2 separate regions of the Homo sapiens genome follow, and region 1 is linked to region 2. Evidence: read pairs that join two places in POLR2A ChIA-PET (ENCODE). Cell type or tissue: GM12878. All regions are shown on one strand. Each heading gives the region's core, and the rest is flanking DNA. Links, peaks and the distances in the headings are about the cores only.

Region 1 (8,239 bases), core at 240-8,239, 120 kb after region 2:
ATCCTTCCACCTCAGCCTTCTGAGCTGTGACTACAGGAGTGTGCTACCATACTTGGCTAATTTTTTTTTTTTGAGACTGGGTCTCATTATGTTTCCCAGGCTGGTCTCAAACTCTGGACTTAAGTGATCCTCCTGCCCAGCTTCCCAAAGTGCTGGGATTACAGGCATGAGTCACCACACTCAGCCATGCTTGTATTTTTAAAAACCTACTAACCAGTTTCTGATAATTAAAGAAAGCAGTGGGTAATATACCGTCAAAAGACTTATGTTAAGGGAAAAGCCCTCATTAAATCCCAAAATTTTATCAGGGTAGTATGGCTGAAAGACACCCTTTATTCTAATAGGTGCCTCTGCAGTTTGAAAATGTATTATATGCCTATTATATAATTTACATCTGTAATTTCTTTTTTTTTTTTTTTTGAGATGGAGTCTCACTCTGTCGCCCAGGCTGCAGTGCAGTGGCGCGATCTCCGCTCACTGCAAGTTCCGCCTCCCGGGTTCATGCCATTCTCCTGCCTCAACCTCCAGAGTAGCTGGGACTACAGGCGCTGGCCACCATGCCTGGCTAATTTTTTGTATTTTTAGTACAGACGGGGTTTCACCAATTTACATCTATAATTTCTAATTTTCAAAACAACTTACGAAGACTTATCACCATTTTAACTAGCAAACTAAGGGTAAAAAAAAAGGCTGATTATTGTGTGAATGTTATTCTTCCATTTGATGTATCAATGATAATTTTATATGAGGACAAAGACTTTCTGTCACATGCATTACAAATTTCCTGCTTTGTCTTCTAGTTTATCCCATTCATGATTTATTACTCTTATGATTTCTTAGATACCCTAAAGCGGACTACATCCCACAATCATGCCACCATTTCTTGGTTTGTTGTGCGTGTTTTTATGAATAAACTCTGAATATTAAAAAAAGTTAAATAATTTGCCCAAGGTCATATGGCTCTAGCCATATGATAGATTTCATCTGAAACACAGATAAGATTTGAAAGCAGCTGTTCTTTCTATTATACTACATTACAAGGGAGAATTGAAGGAAAAAGGGCAACCAGTTGCAAAGAACAGACGGTAGAATTGCCAGATAAAAATATCAAATACTCAGTTAAATTTGAATTTTAGGTGAACAACAAAAGATTTTTAGTATAAGAATATATACTAACGAGACCAGCCTGGCCAATGTGGTGAAACCTCGTCTCTACTAAAAATACAAAAATTAGCTAGGATCCCAGCTACTCAGGAGGCTGAGGCAGGAGAATAGCTTGAACCCGGGAGGCAGACGTTGTGGTGAGCCGAGATCGCGCCAAGCCGAGATAGCGCCACCACACTCCAGCCTGGGTGACAGGGTGAGACTGTCTCAAAAAAAAAAAAAAAAAAAGAATATATATTAAATATTTGGTACACTTATACTAAAACATTATTCATTATTTATCTGAACCTAAAATTTAATGAGTTGTCCTCTAGTTTTATTTGCTAAATCTGGCAACCCAATTTGATGGTGGCAACATTGTTTCAACTTCCTAACTTCTCTGTTCTTCATCTTACAGGTTACGAAGACTTTGATTTCAAGACTTCTAAGGACGAATTTGACTTGCAGTTAGGAAGGAGGACCAATCAAGATCAAAAGACTGAATTAGATTCGGATTTGGGAAATTCAGCTTCTAGAAGTCCTATCTATTACAGATTTCCTTTTCATCTGGGGTCATTTCTTCCAACTTTCCTTCTGTTTTCCTTTTCAGTGTGACAGGGATACTATTTTTTCTCCTCCTCACCAAGATGGCAGAACAGAGAGGATGAGCTAAGATGCAAGTGTTTCTAGTGCTTCGCACAGAGGTGACACTCATGCAAAGCACCCATTTTATTATTTGCTTTTTTTTGAGACAGGGTCTCATTGTGTCGCCCACCCTGGAGTGCAGTGGCACAATCTTGGCTCACTGCAACCTCTACCTCCCAGGCTCAAGTGATACTCCTACCTCAGTCTCCCAGGTAGCTGGGACAACAGGCGTGTATCACCACGTCCAGCTAATTCTTTGTATTTTTTGTAGAGACAGGGTCTTGCCTTGTTGCCCAGGCTGATCTTAAATTCCTGGGCTCAAGTGATCTTCCGCCCTTAGCCTCTCAAGGTGCTGGAATTAGGGATTACAGTCGTGAGCCACTATGCCTGGCTGTAAAGTACCTTCTTTTATTCTTCAATAAGAGTGCTCTTCCCAACTAGAATCACCGAATGTGAGGTAGAAGGGATCATGAAGTACAAATGTATGCTAAAAAGTAACAACCATTGTTTCTCTTATTACAAAAAATTATACATGCTCACTGAAGTACTTGTAAAATGGAGAAAAGCAGAAAACAAAAAATATCATCCATATCCTCACTATCCAGATTTAGTAGCTTTTCAGTCATTTGTGTGTGCATTTTTTACCTAACTAGGATCAGAGTACATATAGTTTTTTTTTTGTTGTTGTTTGTTTGTTTGTTTTGAGACAGTCTCCCTCTGTCACCGAGGCTGGAGTGCAGTGGTGCAATCTCGGCTCACTGCAACCTCTGCCTCCCAGGCTCAAGCAATTCTCATGCCCCAGCCTCCAGAAAAGCTGGAACTACAGGTGTGTGCCACCACACCTGGCTCATTTTTCTATTTTTGGTAGAGACGAGGTTTCACCATGATGGCCAGGCTGGTCTTGAACTCCTGGCCTCAAGTGATCTGCCCACCTCAGCCTCCCTAAGTGCTAGGATTACAGGCGTGAGCCACCACGTCCAGCCCAGAGTAAATATAGTTTTGAACTCTACTTTTTTGGTTGACTTAATATATTATGTGCAAAGTATGTAATTACTCATCTGTAACACAATTTTTTCCTACAATGCTATATTTACTCACATATTTCTTTGAAAATACTAAAATGATGAATACCTTTCCTGACAAAATTTTCTGTACATCTCATTTATTTCCCAGAAGCGGAACTGCTGGCCAAAGGGTACACATATTTTAAGACTTCTGATGGCAACCGGAAGGGGTCGCCAGTTCACATTCCCAACAGCAGTGCATGAGAGTTGCTGTTTTCCTGGGCTATTCCTAGATCCAAATCCCTATTATTATTATTATTATTATTTTTTGAGATGGAGTCTCGCTCTGTCGCCCAGGCTGGAGTGCAGTGGCGCAATCTCGGCTCACTACAACCTCCACCTCCCAGGTTCAAGCAATTCTCTGCCTCAGCCTCCTGAGTAGCTGGGATTACAGGCATCTGTCACTGTGCCCGGCTAATTTTTGTATTTTTAGTAGAGATGGGGTTTCACCATCTTGGTCAGGCTGGTCTTGAACTCCTGATCTCGTGATCTCCCCACCTCAGCCTCCCAAAGTGCTGGGATTACAGGCGTGAGCCACCGCGCCCGGCCCCAAATCTCTATTTTTAAATGAAGAAAACTGAAGTCCAGAACGGTGGAATGACTCATCCAAGACCACATTATTATCTTGATAAAATGACAAGATTTTGATCATCGCCTAAATACAAAGGAAATGGCATACCTAGAATCAAGAGCAGCTCCTGAGCCCTTCCAAGAGCAAAGACAGGAATGAGACCCCTGCCTCCTCTGTTTACAATATCGTGGACAGTGTTACAGAATCTTGCTTCTCGCTCTTCACGTTTCTCATGGATATGGGTCCCATAAGTAGATTCCTAAATAATACATTAGAAGTGTGAGACTAAGACCAATGATCCTCCAAGAATTCAAAAGTTAAACATCAATGAAATACTGAGGGGCTAAGCAATTCACTTCTCCATTAGCATGTCATTTACTCGAACATGTGTTGTCATAATAGTAATTGGGAAGAGCAAGCAAGAATGCTAGAATTCAGGCCCAGCGTGGTGGCTCACACCTGTAATCCCAGCACTTTGGGAAGCCAAGGTGGGTGGATCACCTGAGGTCAGCAGTTTGAGACCAGCCTGGCCAACATGGTGAAACCCTGTCTCTACTAAAAATACAAAAATAAGCTGGGCGTGGTGGTGGGCGCCTGTAATCCCAGCTACTCCGGAGGCTGAGGCAGGAGAGCTGTTTGAACCCAGGAGGAGGAGGTTGCAGTGAGCCGAGATCGCACCATTGCACTCCAGCCTGGGCGACAGAGCAAGACTCCATCTCAAAAAAATAAAATTTAACAACAACAACAAAAAGAGGCCGGGCATGGTGGCTCATGCCTGTAATCCCAGCATTTTGGAAGGCCGAGGCGGGTGGATCACCTGAGGTCAGGAGTCCAGTCTGACCAACAGGATGAAACCCCGTCTCTACTAAAAATACAAAAATTAGCTGGGCATGGTGGCGCATGCCTTATAATCCCAGCTAGTCAGGAGGCTGAGGCAGGAGAATCACTTGAACCTGGGAGGCAGTGGTTGCAGTGAGCCGAGATCATGCCATTGCAGTCGCTCACTCCAGAGTGAGACTCCATCTCAAAAAAAAAAAAAAAGAATGCTAGAATTCAAATCTAAGAACTTTTTATAAAATGAAATAGTCCAAAACTGTATCTTCTTCCCATGTCCTTTTTTAACCATTTTGCTTTCCATTAGGAAGAAAAAGGTTATTTCTCCCACCTCTGATAAGTCAAAGCTTTTAAAATAGAAACAGATGTTGTTTCTTATACTTCTGTTTAAGAATATCCTTAAAGTCTTACTAGGTATGGTCCACTGACCAGAAGATTGACATCCCTTGGGAGCTTATCAGAAGCGCAAAATCTCAGACCCCAGCCCAGATGTACTGAATCAGAATTTGTATCTTAGCAATATCATCAGATGATTATAAGCATATTAAAATTTGAAGCACTGCTCTAAAGTATGGTACTATGAAAATAGCTACTTTTTCTGAGGGTTCAAAAAATAAATCTTCCCTTAAATTAAGTTTATATGCTGGGCATACCATGAGCAGAGTCCAATCTAATCTGCTCACATGTTGCTTATGGACAGCAGTATGTACTGGCCCACATGCCTGGGCAGCTGGGGAACATGGTAGGTGGTGGAGGAGAAACAGACAACTCTTCCTCCTTGAACCACATACACCTGATGTTCTTATATACACCAAAAGCTTGCAAGATTTCTCTCCCAACCCCTGACTCTACAGTCAGCAACACACATCCCAAGCTGCCCCCAAAGAGCTTCTGTACACAGTTCATTTTTTTTGCTCCCCTGGGACTTGCAACCTAGTAGGCAGACATGACACACAAAGATAAACAAAACGATAAGTTAGCATGGACTAAGGGCCTGAGGATAGTCACCATGGCAAAGGCAGTGAGGTCACACCATTTTAAAATGACCCGTAAGATGTTCTTCTACATATTCTCATCTAGAAATATATATTTAGAAGACAGAGAGAGGGCATAGCCAGTAAAAATGATCCTGCCCAGAGACAGCCTGCTGATCCTGCCCAGAGGCAGCCTGGCATCTCTGATATTAGACTAGAGTTAATGCATTTAACAGCAAGAAAGTGAAACTGCACTACAAAAAGAAGCACCTGCCCCAATTTTTTTTTTTTTTGAGACTGAGTCTTGCTTTGTAGCCCAGGCTCGAGTGCAGCAGCGTGATCTTGGCTCACTGCAACCTCCACCTTCTGGGTTCAAGTGATTCTTGTGCCTCAGCCTCCCAGGTAACTGCACCACCACACCCAGCTAATTTTTGTATTTTTTTAGTAGAGATGGGTTTTCACTGTGTTGGCCAAGGTGGTCTCTAACTCCTGGCCTTAAGTGATCTGCCCACCTCAGCCTCCCAAAGCGCTAGGATTACAGGTGTGAGCCACCGTGCCCGGCCACCAGTTTTCTTATATTTTAAAAAAGGTAAGTTTATATCCAATAACATATTATGAAAGTGAGATCACAGTATTATTTTCCAAAAGAAAAAAAATCTGCTTACATTACATTGATTACAATATAGTATATTAATACTTACAATGATAAGAATATCAGGCTTAATATTAGGAATTTCAGCTGCCATTAAGTGCCTATCTTCTTGTCTTGAGAAATCACCAGTGTACAAAAGCTGTGAAAAAGATAAAACTAGAAAGTTAGGATTTGGGGAAGGCTTCATTTTGCTAGTGAATAGATTAAACTCATGAAATCCAAAAGTGCAGTTACAGTTTTTAAGTCTAAAACTGATGAAATTTACATGCAGTGCTTGTGTCCAATTCAAAATGTGTAGTTCAGTCAGTAAACGGTTCAGTGCTTCAATTATTTCCTCTAGTAAATGGGAATAATCTATTCCCAGTATCATCTCACAATGATAACCTATATAACATTAATCCACTTGAGAAGTGCTCTGAACTTCTTAGAGAAAAAGGGCATGCAGACAAGGAAAGGAGTGCACTGAGGTACATGGTCTAAAACCGGAGATAAAATCATAAGAGGGTCTGCATCAAATTCCAAGAGAATTCACATCTGCATTTGTGCTACTTATTTTTTGTGCCCTGGAGCAAACTGCAAGAATAAGTGATTTAGTGATATACTTTACAATTCAATGTCTAAAAGTTCCAAATGTATAAGCAGCTGTGAAAAATTTAGGACGTGACACTAGAGCATTGGTTCTCTGGCTGACGTTAGAATCACCTAGCAAACTCGAAAAGGAAAAGGCCAAGCTGCGCCTCCAGATTTTGATTCAACAGTTATTTTCAGCAGCTCCCTAAGTGAGTCTTATTTGCAGCCTGAGTTCAGAGCGGCTGCTCTGGAGTCTGGAAAGCCAGCGGCCCACCCACGTTGTCAGAAGTTCAAGGCTTCCCCAAAGATCTTTCCTAATTAACCCCTTTCACTCTTGCAGTCCACCCTGCTTAGGGGCTTACCTGTGAATTCTAAGACATCAGGGGGACATGAATATCAAATTGTGTTTTAATTTTAAACGAATGCAGCCACAAAGACACCTCTTCCCTAACCAGTTTTCTAAAGCAAACGGAATCCTATGGTGTCAGGGAATCACTTTTTGAGATGTTTATTTTACTCTTTTCTCAGTCTTTAAAAATTTTTTTTTCCTCAGTCTTGATAAAGAAAGTATTGTAATGGAGGTAGGAACTGCAATATTTAAAAGGAACAAGCGTTAACTGTATTTTTATCTTATGTTTCCGTGTTCTGACACTTTGCAAGTCTTAGGGAATTTTTTTTTTTAATAGTACTTGGTGGCACAAAGCTCTGTACTGATTTCTCTGGGGAGAAAAGCGCCACAGCCAGAGGGTACCTTCACGCCTGCGATCTCAATCATGAACATGGCGGCTCCTAGGACGTGACCTGCATGGTAACACCAAAACTTGATTCCCGCAACTTCCTTAACTTCATGAAAGTTGATAGTTTCAATTTTGTCCATGCTTTCTTCCAAATCTGTCTCGGTATACAGCATGTCGTCTGCTGATATGTTACTAAATTTTGAAAGATGCCAGCAAAAACAATTAAGAGTCAGATTTTTTAAAAAGCCTTTGAACACAAAGAAATTGTGGATAACATCTCCATGAAGATATTTCTTTAAAATATACTGTATGAATCATGTATTTAAAATTTCTCAGATATTTTGTGTATTTTTTTTTTACTCTATTGTGTGTATAGCTACAAAACTTGATTTTAAACAAACCACACAGGAAATTAAGACACTGAGCTCAAAGTACTCTCAATTTTCAATAATACATACAATAAATTAAGACAAAATACTCTTTAGGATAGTACTTCTCAAACTTTTTTCCCACCCCAACACTCCTGAAAGATATAACACACTCACATACATTGAACCATGGCAGATATTTCTCACATTAGGATGAGAAAAGATTTTTCTACAAAGTCTAGCACAACCTTTCTCCTGAAAATTATGTTAATGTACTTACAAAAAAGCAAGAGAGAACAGTGGTTAAGGACGCTGACTCTGGAGCCAGATTGTTTGGGTTCAAATCCTTGCTCTGTCTCTTACTGTGACGATTTTAGGCAAATAACCTAACCTCGCTGTGCCTCAGTTTCATCATCTATAAAATGGAATTTATAATAGAACCTACATCATGAGTTGGTGTGAAGATTAAATATATTTATCTCCCGGCTGGGTGCGGTGGCTCAACCCTGTAATCCCAGCACTCTGGGAGGCCAAGACAGACAGATCACCTGAGGTCAGGAGTTCAAGACCAGGCTGGCCAACATGGTAAAACCCCGTCTCTACTAAAAATACAAAAATTAGCCAGGCGTGGTGGTATGCACTGTGTGCCTGTAATCCTAGCTACTGGGGAGGCTGAGACAT
Region 2 (8,409 bases), core at 170-8,169:
AACAAATCTAGTGTTGTGTGTTCCTACCAGAGCCAGAAAGGAAGGGCCCAAAGCTCCAGAATTCTTCCTGGTCCTCGAAGGAGGGAACTAGAATTTCTGCTGTAGGAGGTACTTATGCAGTAATCTCGTTGGGAGGCGGAGACTGGAGTTGGAGTCTTAAGAGTTGTGTTTTTGCGAACATCCTAAGCACGTTCTTGGTTATTTCAATTGTAGCTTATTGGAGGTGCTTGGGAGATGGGGGGAGGCGGAAACCTGGTAAGCCAACTCGTGATGCTGCCACTATGAATGCTTTCCTTGCACTTTTAAACAAAGAAATTATCAAGAGTGACGAGTTTGATGAATTTAGAGGCTAGAAAGTAGAGGGTTCCTATTTCATTAGATTTTCCAGAGAGATTGGATTTTAAGGATGGAGATGCATTAAGGGATCTGAACTTTGGTGGAAGTAAGTTTGCGTGAACTTTTAGTGTATTTTAAAATCCTTTTATCTTTCAAAAATTGACGTGTAAGATACTTTAATTAGTAATAAAGTGTGAAATAATGTTTTCCCAGTGTGTGAAATTGTAGGCTTGCATGGTTGTACTGGTTCCCAAATTTCACCATGATACCATGTGTAGTATTTTTTTTCTTTATATTTAGTGGACAGAAATTGTAATGGATTGGTATGGATACTAAAGGTGTTGAGAGTGTTATCACTTGAACAGCTGTCTTATGATTCTTTCCGATTGAAATGGATTACAAGTGACTAATGAAAGGCAAGGGATCTTGTTAGGAAGTGCTGAGAAGTGGTAAGTCAGTACAAATTGAAGGACATTTTGAGGTAGGATTGTGGTTAGGATGGAGGGATAGGGTAAGGGTCTTCATTTTAAGGATAAATGTTAGTAAAAAGAATAAATATGTATTTTGAGATATTAAAATTATATTTGCACCACCCTGACACAACTGTTTCACTTATGTTATTAATCTGTTGTTCGTAGGTAAAAATAAGCATGAGTCCCAAGGAAGCATACAGTTTAAAGAGAAACATTACTTTCTAGATCAATTCATAACATTTGCAGATCGTAAGGTTTTTTAGACCATTTTTTTTTTCCAAGACAGAGTCTTGCTCTGTTGCCCAGGCTGGAGTGCAGTGGCGCGATCTCAGCTCACTGCAACCTCCGCCTCCCGGGGTTCAAGCAGTTCACCTGCCTTAGCCTCCTGAGTAGCTGGGATTACAGGCATGTGCCACCACGCCCAGCTAATTTTTGTATTCCTAGTAGAGACGGGGTTTCACCATGTTGGCCAGGCTGGTCTAGAACTCTTGACCTCGTGATCCGCCCACCTGGGCCTCCCTAAGTGCTGGGATTACAGGCATGAACCACCGCTCCTGGCCCATGTGTTTGTTTTTTATTTGCAAAATGCAGACCACCTGTGCCAGAAGAATGCATAGACTTTTCTTTTTTCTTTTCTTTTCTTTTTCTTTCTTTTTTTTTTTTTTTGAGGCAGTGTTTTGCTCTTGTTGCCCAGGCTGGAGTGCAATGGCGTCATCTCAGCTCACCACAACCTCCGCCTCCCGGGTTCAAGCAATTCTCCTGCCTCAGCCTCCCAAGTAGCTGGGATTACAGGCATGTGCCACCACGTCCGGCTAATTTTTTGTATTTTTAGTAGAGATGGGGTTTCTCCATGTTATTCAGGCTGGTCTCGAACTCCTGACCTCAGGTGATCAGCACACCTCGGCCTCCCAAAGTGCTGGGATTAAAGGCTTGAGCCACCAGGCCCGGCCTCTTTTTTTTTTTTTAAACGAAATATTTGAAGGACACACAAGTATTATACGTGGCATTGGAAATACAAAGATCAGACGATATCCATCTTCAAATGGTTATAGCATAGGGAAATAGACATTCATTTAGGACACTTCTAAAACAGCATAGAGGAGAGTGCTAGAGTACGTTATAGCAAGTGTTATCACCAAATGAATCTTAGAGATCAAGTCTAGTTTTCAAATAAAGGAGGAGGAAAATGAGTCTCAGGAAGATGCTGTCAGTTGTCAATGATGAACATAGGCCTTGTGGGTATTTTTCTTTTGAAGAATGACTTTTTTTTTCAGTTTGTTTGACAGCTTACAATATAATTTGTTACTTAACCTTACCATTAGATTGAGTTGGTCAAGACTAGCAAATAGTTTCATAGTTGAAAAACATGCTTTATTATTTATTTTTTATGTTTATTGTCCTACAAATACTACTATATTGCAGTACTCAATATCGATTAGGCATATGACAACATTTTTCTGAAAGGCAAAAAATACCTAATAAAATGAAGCCTGGTTTTTAGAGTCCTCTATGGGTCACCAAAAATGATTTCAATTGAACTGTTATGAATTGCATAATTTAGGAAAGTTATGAGTCATATGAGCTTAGTCATGATGATATCTTGTTGAAGTTGCAGCTGGGGTGTATAAGTCTCACTTTGATTTCAAAATCGTTTTCCCTTTGTGTTACTTTTAATAAAAGAGGATGTAGTGGGTGGGAGGAAAAAATATAGGTCACAGATGAGGGATGAGAAAGTTTGTATCTGAAACATGTATTTTCAAATTTACCTTGAGGTTATTGGCATGGGGATTCTCCATATTGCAGTGCTGATTTCATTATTGACAGCACCATTTTACTCAGTATTTTGACATCTGGCTTTCTCTTTTGATGTTAATTTTGCTTACTGGCTGCATTCCTTTGAAACCTAAATGCTTAACTGCCCTAACTGCTCCAAGGGAGATTTAATGTAACTCTGCTTTATATTAGTCTAAGAGATAAACCATATTTCAAGAGTAGAATGGAGAGGAATTAAGCAGATAATTGTGATGGGGAAACTGGAGAGATCCTTTTGACTTTCACAGGATTTCCTAGAACATTAAATATAGGTTTCCTCCAAGGCCAATTGTGGTTGATTTTTGGATCCTTCACCATTTTCTATTTGTGAGATAATAAGTGTATACAGCTGGAAGTGTAATGTGAAGAAAGTCTGAAAAAGATTGATAGGAAAGGAGGACAGGAATGGGCTTCATTGAGGTAACGGAAGTGAAATGAAAGGCTTTTCATATATGGGTTGAGCATCCCTAATCTGAAATGCTCCAAAATTTGAAACTTTTTGAATGCTGGCATGACAGCACACATTACCCCTAACACACGATTTTTTCACTGTTAGTGGTATATTTTTTACTGTGTAGTACTTATGTGTGAATAGGTATAACAAAACGATTACTTATTGTAGCATGTAAAATCAGTCAGGAATGATGGTGATGCCAGACAACCACAGATTATTTATGTGGGTGGCCGAGACAGTGACACCTTTGCTTTCGAATGCTTCGTTGTACACAAACTTTTTTTCATGCAAAAAAAGTTACTTAAAAATATTGTTTAGGCCAGGCGCGGTGGCTCATGCCTGTAATCCCAGCACTTTGGGAGGCCGAGCTGGGTGGATCACGAGGTCAGGAGATCGAGACCATCCTGGCTAACATGGTGAAACCCTGTCTGTACTAAAAATACAAAAAATTAGCCAGGTGTGGTAGCAGGCGCCTGTAGTCCCAGCTACTCGGGAGGCTGAGGCAGGAGAATGGTGTGAACCTGGGAGGTGGAGCTTGCAGTGAGCCGAGATCGCGCCACTGCACTCCAGCCTGGGCGACAGAGCAAGACTCCATCTCAAAGTAAGTGAATAAATGAAACATAAATGAATTTTATATTTAGACTTGGGTCCCATCCCCAAGATACCTCATTATGTATATGCAAATATTTCAAAATTTAAAAAATTCTGATGAATGAAACACTTCTGGTCTCAAGCATTTTGGATAAGGGATGCTCAATCTGTATCTCTTTATTTACTCCTAAAATCAGCCAAGGAAATGGGCATCTCTCCGTTCCCCCCCTTCCTTTTTTTTTTTTCTTTGTTGTTACATGAGTTGTACTGGTTTCACTTCATTTGACAGTGTTCTGCTAATGACTAGACGTGTATCTCTGACCTGGACTTGTTCTCTGGAGTTCATATTCAGCTGCCCATTTGGCACTTCAAATATAACATGTCCAAAATTAGTTACCTTTTTTTTTTTTTTGAGACAGAGTCTCACTGTCACCCAGGCTGGAGCGCAGTGGCGCAATCTTGGCTTACTGCAACCTCCACTTCCCAGGTTCAAGTGATTCTCGTGCCTCAGCCTCACGAATAGCTGGGATTACAGGTGTCCCCCACCACGCCTGGCTAATTTTTTTTTTTTTTTTTTTTTTGTATTTTTAGTAGAGATGGGGTTTCATCATATTGGACAGGCCTGTGTTGAACTCCTGACCTCTGGTGATCCACCTGCCTCAGCCTCCCAAAGTGCTGGGATTACAGACGTGAACCACTGCCCCAGCCAGTTACCTATTCTTTTGATTACAAGAATGAGTAGCTGGACACAGTGGCTTACACCTATAGTCCCAGCACTTTGGGAGGCTGAGGCCGGCGGATGACTTGAGGCCAGGAGTTCAAGACCAGCTTGACCAACATGGTGAAACCTGTCTCTACTAAAAATACAAAAATTAGCCAGGCGTGGTGGTGCGTGCCTGTAATCCCAGCTACTGGGGAGACTGAGGCAGGAGAATTGCTTGAACCCGGGAGGCAGAGGTTGCAGTGTGCCAAGGTTGAGCCACTGCAGTGCAGCCTGGGCAGCAGAGTGAGACTCCATCTCAAAAAAAAAAAAAAAAAAAAAAAAGAATGAGTATCGGATACAGGTTTAGCCTAGGACTAGGCAGGGCTGCTGGTAATTGTGGAAGTAGTCTCATTGCCTAACCTGAAACTTGCATCCTGGTTACTGGTCTTGCTGGAGAGTCTTGGCTCAGGTTACGTCCCAGGTCTGTTGAGGAGCTCTTGATAGGGAATTAGTTGAAGCAGCTCATACTCTATCCTCCTTTACTGGTATAAATCCATAAAATTGTTTAGTTCCCAGGCTCTGGGGTCCCTGGCCTAGCAGAGAGCACTGCTCCCTTTTTCTCATTCCTTAGTCCCAACAACCCGCACCTGACACTTACTACACGTGGCCTGCTTCCCTGTCCTGTGTGTTTTGGGGGGTGCTGAAGAGGAAGGCTCCTGTGTCTTCAGCACAAACACAATAAACACTTCACAGCAGTACTGGCTTTATGTTTTCCATTTCTGATATCAGAAGTAGGAGCATGACATTGATAGTGTCATTTTGGGGGAACTTTTCGTACTTCATGCAGCAGAGCAGTGAAGAGTGAGCTGAGTGCCTTGGGGTTCTGCAGTACACTCTCAAGTAGTATTTTAGGAAAATGCAATTTGCTGAAAAAATAAAAGAAATTAATGTAAAAAATCCACAAGCTGGGCGCGGTGGCTCACGACTGTCATCTCAGCATTTTGGAAAGCTAAGGGGGAAGGATCACTTGAGCCCAGGAGTTTGAGACCAGGCTGGGCAACATGGCAAGACCTTGTCTCTACAAAAAAATAGAAACAAAAATTAGCCAGGTGCGGTGGCATGTGCCTGTGGTCCCAGCCACCCGGAGGATTGCTCATGCCCAGGAGGTTGAGGCTGCAGTGAGTGGTGATTGTGCCCTGCACTCTAGCCTGAGCAACAGAGCGAGACCCTGTCTCAAAAACAAAACAAAACAAAAACCCACACGTTTCCAGAACCTTCTCATATAACACTTTATTTACATTGTTCTTAAATACGTGTGGGACGGTTATATACATACCACTATACTTATGTGTATATATGTTGATATACACACAAAATTATATACATAATTTTTGTTTGTTTGTTTTTGAGATGGAGTCTCACTCTATCACCTAGGCTGGAGTGCAGTGGCGTGATCTCAGCTCACTCACTGCAACCTCTGCCACCCGGGTTCAAGCGATTCTCCTGCCTCAGGCTTCTGAGTAGCTGGGATTACAGGTGCCTGCCACCGCGCCTGGCTAATTTTTGTATTTTTAGTAGAGACTGGGTTTTACCATGTTGGCCAGGCTGGTCTTGAACTCCCACCCTTGTGATCCACCCACCTCGGCCTCCCAAAGTGCTGGGATTACAGGTGTGAGCCACTGTGACCTGCCATATACATAATTTTTTAAAGTTTCACGATTAGTTTTAGCTTAAAAATGTCAGCTCTGGGCTTAATGAAGAAAATATGGATATACTTTATGTCAATGCATTAAAGTGAATGGCCATAAAAGCTTATCCCAGAGACAAAACAATTCAGATATAAGAGAAGTGGGAGAGTGGAAGGTTTATCTAATCTTCTGTAGGCAACTCCACAGCTACAACCAGAAGGCCATTTTGTTACAGGCCTGAAAGCCCCGTTTTCTTTTTATTCTTCTTTGAAACCTTTAGAAGGAACAAAGTATTGGCTACTTTTTACCGCTGATGTCAGTGTTAAGAATCTTGTGATAACATAGATTTACTCTCCCTGCTGAAAATCACTATGTGGCTCATCAGTAACACAACTAGACATGATGACTTAATGCAAAGGAAGTCCTATGTAAATGAGCAATGAAATTGCAACTGTGTATAAGGAACAAAATAGAATATGAAACTCCAGAATCTTTTGTTTTCATTTCTGTTTCTCCCAAGGCTCTATCATTCAAAACTCCAGAATCTTTCAGCATGCAATTGTCTCCTGATATCAGCCCCTCTCTTGTTTTGTTTTCTTTTTTTTTTTTTTAATCACAGTGAGCCACAACCTAGGAGTCTTTTAGTGGTTTCTACTTGGTTTGCTCTGCAGCCTACCAGCAGATTTCCTACATTCCGGTCTTGTTCCCCTCTAGCCCATTCTCCACACTGCAGTCATAATGAAATTTCTTTCTTTTTTGGGGGGGATGGAGTCTCACTCTGTCACCCAGGTTGGAGTGCAGTGGCATGATCTCGGCTCACTGCCACCTTTGCCTCCTGGGTTCAAGCGATTCTCATGCCTCAGCCTCCCAAGTAGCTGAGATTATACGCACCTGCTACCACGCCCAGCTAATCTTGTATTTTTAGCAGAGACAGGGTTTTGCCACGTTGGCCAGGCTGGTCTCTAACTCCTGACCTCAAGTGATCGCCCACCTTGGCTTTCTCTCTCTTTTTTTTTTTTTGGATTTTGAGACAGGATCTGGCCTCGTTGCCTAGGCTGGAGTGCAGTGGCACGATATCAGCTCACTGCAACCTCTGCCTCCTGAGCTCAAGCCATCCTCCCACCTCAGCCTCCTGAGCAGCTGGGACTGCAGGTGTACACCACCACGCCTGGCTAATTTTTGTATTTTATTTTATTTATTTTTTTGGTAGAGACGGGGTTTTGCTGTGTTGCCCAAGCTTGTCTTGAACTCCTGGGGCTCAAGCGATCTACCCATCTTGGCCTCCCAAGGTGCTGGGATGACAGGCATGAGCCACCACAGCTGGCCTATAATGAAATTTCCAACTTACAGCTATTGCCATTATCCAAAGCCCAGAATCCCTGATTTCCTTCCATAGCCCTTCATGGCCTGACCAGTGCCTGACTCTCCAGCCTCACACTTCATATTCTCTCTGTACTGCTCTGCACTGTAGCCTCATTGAGTTGCTTTCACGTCTTTAAGTGTTGTGTTCTATTTTTTGTGGAATTCAGCATATGTTATGCCCTTGACCTAAGGCCTCTCCTTTCTTTTCCTTCTCTGGGGTGCTGCCTCATCCTTCTGGTCTTCAAAACCGTTTCCCTGGGAAAACATCTTTGACTCAGCAGGCAGGGATCATGCCCCTGCTGTGTCTGTGCATAACTTTCTGTGGCTACTTCTGTCTTGGTCTGTGATGTACTTTATAATAATTTTGGTCTTTCCTCCAGTGTCACAATACTGGAAGTCTGTTTCTTTTTCTCTGTGTTGTATCCTTAGTGCCTGAAAGGTAGGAGGTTCTCAATAAATATTTGTTAAATAATCAAGTAAATGGAGTCTGGTGGAAAAGAGAAAAAATAAGTGTAGAATGTGTGTGCAAGAAAGGAGGGGTAGGGGGATGAAAAAGATAACAAAAGCACATAACAAAACAACAAAAAGCAAAAACAACAAAAAATGCAGATGACAAAAAAGATAACAAAATGATGACTGCTGTGGCAACTTGTAGAAAGTAAGGAAGGTGCTCTCATTCTAGAGAGAAGTAGGCAGCCATTGTAGTTTTTTAAAGAGAGAATATGGGCTGGGCTCTGTGGCCCACGCCTGTAATCCCAGCACTTTGGGAGGCCGAAGTGGGTGGATCACGAGGTCAAGAGATCAAGACCATCCTGGCCAACACAGTGAAACCCCTTCTCTACTAAAAATACAAAAATTAGCTGGATAGGTGGTGTGCACCTGTAGTCCCAGCTACTTGGGAGGCTGAGACAGGAGAATCGCTTGAACCCAGGAGGCGGAGGTTGCAGTGAGCTGAGATCACGCCACTGCATTCCAGCCTGGCGACAGAGT

The links. ChIA-PET counts read pairs that join two places held together with the same protein. Peaks named below come from ENCODE experiments on the same cell type or tissue, not always from the same donor. Only the 100,000 strongest peaks of a DNase experiment are listed, where the experiment ranks them.
Region 1: POLR2A ChIA-PET joins it to region 2 with 12 read pairs; 14 of 35 experiments call an interaction of 5 or more read pairs at or near these places.

What each region holds. Positions count from the first base shown.
Region 1 is chr2:9,431,654-9,439,892 of GRCh38, reverse strand. It overlaps CPSF3 (cleavage and polyadenylation specific factor 3), which reads right to left. Exons shown (of 18, transcript NM_016207.4): 5 at 7,205-7,382; 6 at 5,933-6,022; 7 at 3,532-3,682. Among named protein-coding and RNA genes, the nearest start is that of CPSF3, 12 kb to the right of the region's middle. In GM12878, for the core only: no CTCF peak of the experiment used is centred there; no DNase peak of the experiment used is centred there.
Region 2 is chr2:9,546,742-9,555,150 of GRCh38, reverse strand. All of the region lies in intron 1 of ADAM17 (ADAM metallopeptidase domain 17), which reads left to right. Among named protein-coding and RNA genes, the nearest start is that of ADAM17, 4.9 kb to the left of the region's middle. RefSeq lists a silencer at 17-311. In GM12878, for the core only: no CTCF peak of the experiment used is centred there; no DNase peak of the experiment used is centred there; H3K4me3 peaks cover 7,174 bases; H3K27ac peaks cover 7,024 bases.